2 separate regions of the Homo sapiens genome follow, and region 2 is linked to region 1. The links are chromatin contacts, found by Hi-C or POLR2A ChIA-PET in ENCODE. All regions are on one chromosome and are shown on one strand. The core of a region is the stretch at or near the end of the contact, and the rest is flanking DNA. Distances in the headings are between cores, read along the strand shown.

Region 1 (2,713 bases), core at 62-2,561:
CCATACTATCTCAGGTGGCTTGCCATTTGATCATGTTCTAAGCGGTGGCACAAAATAAGGAGCACACTGTCTCCCTTTAAGGACATTAAAAGTTACCCACATCACTTGTTATATATCATTGGCTGGTACTAGTCTTATGCCATTTGGCTGCGAGGAGGAGTGAAGAATGTAGCCTTTACTCTGGGCAGCACTGGGCCCAGGAAAAAACTGAGAAATACACCGTCAGAAGGGAACAATGAAAGCTGATGGTAAACCAGCACTCACTGGTCACCGAAACACTGTGGTGCTCTAATAGGATGCAACTCATAAAGACATATGTATAGCAGATGTTTCTAACAATGCCAGTTGTATATGTGAATATGGATAGTGTTATTTCAGTGAAAGAATGTGCTCACCACACTATGGTGTGTGAAATGCATTATGAGGACTGGGCACGGTGGCTCAGGCCTGTAATCTCAGCACCTGTAATCTCAGGCCTGTAATCTCGGTGAATTGCTTGAGCACAGGAGTTTGAGACCAGCCTGGGCAACATAATGAAACCCTCTCTCTACAAAAAATAAGAAAATTAGCCAGGTGTGGTGGCGTGCACCTATAGTCCCAGCTATTCGGGAGGATGAGGTGGGAGGATCACTCGGGCCCAGGGAGGTCAAGGCTGCAGTGAGCCCTGATGGTGTCACTGCACTCCAATCTGGGTGGCAGAGTGAGGCCCTGTCTTGAGGGAAAAAAAAAAAAAAAGAAATACATTATGTACAAAAGATGCCTCTAAGGCAAAAAAAAAAAAAAAAATGGTCATTGGAATTTCAACATGTCCCTGATAGAATTACTCAAAAGAGTCAATATTGGAGACCATTATTTATAATATCCATTATTTAGAATGAAAACTAGAAAGTGCTAATTGTTCTACCATGAATATGCATTTGAATAAATATAACAAAAAATTAACAAATCTATCAATGGCATACTACCAATAACTGTCTTCTAATCAAGTAGGAGTTTCTGGGTTACATATCAACTACATTACTTAAGATTATGAGTACTTCATGGGAGAAAAATTGCACTTTGGGAAAAATGATAACTGGGCACTATAAATAGCATGTTACAAACATGATGGCATGGAAATGAAATATACTTTTCACAACTCCAAGGAGTTATTACCTGGCCTGGGACACCTAATAACTTGACAGGCCCTGGCTATCTACTACCTGCTCAAAGGCATGTGTCCCTGTAGTTTGCATTCTGTACTCTAGTGGGCTCCCCAGGCTGGTGTGTGCTCCCGTGTCCCTTCCACCAATTCAGACATCAAATGATTTAAAGCAGAGATCACAAGGGGTGCCCATAGACCATCGAGCCTATAGATGTGCTTTATTTGGCTTGTAACACGTTATAAAACTTTTGGAATTGATTGCCAATATTTAGAAAACTGATGATTTCACAAACATTTGAAAACTTCTGATTTCTTTTTTAAAAAAATCAAAAGTTCGGGCTGGGCTCAGTGGCTCACGCCTGTAATCCCAGCACTTTGGGAGGCTGAGGCGGGCGGATCACGAGGTCAGGAGATCAAGACCATCCTAGCTAACACAGTGAAACCCCGTCTCTACTAAAAATACAAAAAATTAGTGGGGCGTGGTGGCAGGTGCATGTAGTCCCAGCTACTCAGAAGGCTGAGGCAGGAGAATGGCGTGAACCCAGGAAGCAGAGGTTGCAGTGAGCCGAGATCGCGCCACTGCACTCCAGCCTGGGCGACAGAGCAAGACTCCGTCTAAAAATAAGTAAATAAAAATAAATAAATAATTCAGGCAACACTGGGCCCACCTTCACAGAGCACAAAAATCACCTGTAAGTGAGCACTGGCTGTTCCTTTTCCATCTACTTTTTCTTTTGTTTGTTTGTTTGTGACAGGGTCTTGCTCTGTTGCCCAGGCTAGAGTACAGTGGCTTGATCACAGCTCACTACAGCCTTGATCTCCCAGTCTCAATCAATCCTCCCACCTCAGCCTCCTGGGTAGCTGGGATTGCAGGCGCATACCTCCATGCTTGGCTTTTTTTTTCTTTTTGTAGAGACAAGGTTTTGTACCATGTTGCCCAGGCTGGTCTCAAACTCCTGGACCGAAGCAATCCTTCCACCTCAGCCTCCCGAAGTGCTGGGATTACAGGCGTGAGCCACTGCACTCGGCCTCTACTTTTTGTTTACATCTTGTACTTAATGCTATTTATAAGCTGCTTGTGGTCATTTGAGTTCACTGCTCCTGCCCTGTGACTGACTCTCTCCAACCTTTTCCACCGAGCAAACAACCTTTCCCACACTAAAGCATCCAGTCACCTTTCCTTTATACTTGCTGACTGACTGCATTTCAACTAGGTTGTTACTTCAAGCAAAAACATGCATTTTTTACTTTATCTCTGGTAGTGAAATGAAAGGTTCATTCTCTGATTATAGGAATCTCAATTTGTTAGCCAGGAAGCAGGGGGAAACTGAGGATGAAGTGTGGAGGAAGAGAGGAATCCAGAAACGCATGCTCAACATGATTTACTGCTTTGCAGGTGACTTGGGATGAAGGAGTATGGAAATCAGAAGGGCCTTTACCTCCTTATGAAAGGAGAAGCAAGGATTGCCCTCAGTGTGGTTATAAGAAAGGCAACTTGGAAATTGCTTCAGACAGCAGTGTGTTTCCTTGTGTCATGGTTTCTTTCAGGCCTGCTTAAATACTGTAAAG
Region 2 (2,713 bases), core at 159-2,658, 670 kb after region 1:
AGGTTTAATTCCGGATAAGTGTACCCAACTGCATACTGATATTCACAAAGTGCCTTTTGTACCTGTCGAAAATTAATATATTTTTGCAATTGGTGGCTGTTTTCATGTATTAGAAAATCTGCAGTCAAGAAAGGCCTGCTGCCCCGGCACAGTGGCTCACGCCTGTAATCCTAGCACTCTGGGAGGCTGAGATGGGTGGATCACCTGAGGTCAGAAGTTCAAGACCAGCCTGGCCAACATAGTGAAACCCTGTCTCTACTAAAAATACAAAAATTAGCTGGGCATGGTGGCACAGGCCTGTAGTCCCAGCTATTCAGGAGGCTGAGGCAGGAGAATCACTTGAACCTGAGAGGCAGAGGTTGCAGTGAGCCGAGATTGCACCACTGAGCTCCAGCTGGGGCGACAGAGTGAGACTCTGTCTAAGAAAAAAAAAAAAGGAAGAGAAGAAAGAAAGAAAGAAAGAGAAAGAAAAAAGAAAGAGAGGAAGGAGGGAGGGAAGGAAAGAAATATTTGAAAATTGTGAAATGAAATTAAACATTTGATTATCCATTTTAATTCTCTGGAAATGGAAATCCCCATAACATGTAAACTCACATAGAGTATATAAATCCAACTTTTTCACTTGATTTTCAGAAATACTGTGCATATGTGCAAAAGTAAAGGCATGGTCTGGCCGGGCACGGTGGCCCATGCCTGTAATCCCAGCACTTTGGGAGGCAGAGGCGGGTGGATCACTTGAAGTCTGGAGTTCAAGACCAGCCTGGCCAATATGGTGAAACCTCGTCTCTACCAAAAATACAAAAATTAGCCGGGCTTGATGGTGGGCGCCTGTAGTCCTACCTACTCCGGAGGCTGAGGCAGGAGAATTGCTTGAACCTCGGAGACGGAGGTTGCAGTGAGCCGAAATCGCCACTGCACTCCAGCCTGGGCGACAGAGCAAGACTCTGTCTCAACCAGCCAACCAACCAACCAACTAACCAACCAACCAACCAACCAACCAAAGAATAAAGGCATGGCTGGCACAAAGCCAGGAAGCACGCCTGGCCGGGTGGCTCCCCACATTGGCCACCAGGGGGCACCATCATCTCATAACTGTCTGGCTCTGGGACCTACACATGCGAGAGAGGAATTTTTTAGTGCGGTTTGAGAAGGAATAAGCAACCTGCTGTTTAATGTGTTCATTCAATGGGTCTTTTACAAATTGCTATTTGTAACCTAGAGCGTGCCAGTTATTTAGGATATAATTAGGTTTTTGCTGTTTCACTAACATACCTCACATACCTCGTATAAATGCTTTTTTTTTTTTTAACACACCTCTATACTAAAGAGGAAAATGCTTTTAAATGTAATCTTGAGGTTAATTGACTCTCACTTCTCCTTTCTCTGAAGGGCCTGCAGAACTCTTTCAGTTCTGACGTGGCCCCAGTAGTTTTTTGGTTTTATTTTTTTGAGATAGGGACTCTCTCACCCAGGCTGGGGTACAGTGGCACGATCATAGCTCACTGCAGCCTCTGCCTCCCAGGCTCAAGTGATCCTCCCTCCTCAGCCTCTTGAGTAGCTGGGGCTAAAGGCATGCGCCATCACGCCCAGCTAAGCTTTGTTTGTTTGTTTTTTGTTTGTTTGTTTGTTTGTTTGTTTTAGAGACAGGGTTTCACTATGTAGCCCAGGCTGATCTTGAACTTCTGAGCTCAAGCAATCGGTCCACCTTGGCCTCTCGAAGTGCTGGGATTACAGGCGTGAGCCACCTGGTCGTTTTTTGTTTTTTTTTTTTTTGAGATAGAGTCTCACCCTGTCGCCCAGGCTGGGGTGCAATGGTGAGATCTCGTCTGACTACAATCTCTACCTACTGGGTTCAAATGATTCTCCTGCCTCAGCCTCCCGAGTAGCTGGGATTACAGGTGCCTGCCACCATGCCCAGCTATTTTTTTTGTATTTTTAGTACAGACGGGGTTTCACCATGTTGGCCAGGCTGGTCTTGAACTCCTGACCTCGTGATCCGCCCGCCTCAGCCTCCCAAAGTGCTGGGATTACGGCGTGAGCCACCACGCCTGGTTACCACCTAGTAGTTTTTATCTGGTGACATCTCATCTCTTTGAAATCTGAAACACCAAATCTAAGTAAGAATCTGACTTTAGATTTTGATGTCTTTAAATTAGATAAACTAGCTGGACGCGGTAGTTCAAGCCTATGATCGCAGCACTTTGGGAGGCCAAAGTGAGAGGATCGCTTGAGTCCAGGAGTTCAAGACCAGCATGGGCAACATGACAAAACCCCTCTCAATAAATAAAATAAAAATAAAAGAATACAAATAAATAACTAAATTAGGTAAACTGTTGCACTTAATATTTATCTGAGCCAGTGGTGTTTATGTCAAGATGGGGTCAGATTCTAGACTAAATCAAACTCTCAGACAAGAAAATGGCCTCTTGCCCTGTCATGCTCTCTGTCATGTTATGCTGCGGTAAGAAGGCCCTCACCAGATGCAGCCCAACAGCTGTGGACTTTCAAACCTCCAGAACTGTAAGAAATACGTTTATTTTTAAAATAAATTTAAAAGGCTGGGCATGGTGGCTCATGCCTGTAATCCCAGCACTTTGGGAGGCCGAGGTGGGTGGATCACCTGAGGTTAGGAGTTTGAGACCAGCCTGGCCAACATGGTGAAGCCCCATCTCTACTAAAAATACAAAAATCAGCCAGGCGGGGTGGCACGAAG

Evidence for each region. Hi-C counts contacts between places; a loop is a spot of excess contacts on that map. ChIA-PET counts read pairs that join two places held with the same protein, here RNA polymerase II (POLR2A). Pooled maps may share reads with other maps.
Region 2: a loop to region 1 is called in a pooled map, with 2.4 times the contacts of the local background. The contact joins two enhancer-like sites. A Hi-C loop is called at or near these places in 1 of 168 maps with a recorded cell type or tissue (body of pancreas) and 6 of 50 pooled maps. POLR2A ChIA-PET finds 5 or more read pairs at or near these places in 3 of 52 experiments (A549, B cell and OCI-LY7).

What each region holds. Positions count from the first base shown.
Region 1 is chr12:32,300,954-32,303,666 of GRCh38, reverse strand. The region is part of intron 3 of BICD1 (BICD cargo adaptor 1); the gene reads right to left. Among named protein-coding and RNA genes, the nearest start is that of FGD4, 97 kb to the left of the region's middle. Within about 2 kb of position 1,311, at least 4 of the 41 ENCODE cell types and tissues checked have a DNase peak (open chromatin) inside an H3K27ac peak, as active enhancers do; they include OCI-LY7, where a contact is called at or near this core.
Region 2 is chr12:31,635,191-31,637,903 of GRCh38, reverse strand. The region is part of intron 1 of LOC124902913 (a long non-coding RNA gene); the gene reads left to right. Among named protein-coding and RNA genes, the nearest start is that of ETFBKMT, 23 kb to the left of the region's middle. Within about 2 kb of position 1,408, at least 4 of the 41 ENCODE cell types and tissues checked have a DNase peak (open chromatin) inside an H3K27ac peak, as active enhancers do; they include OCI-LY7, where a contact is called at or near this core.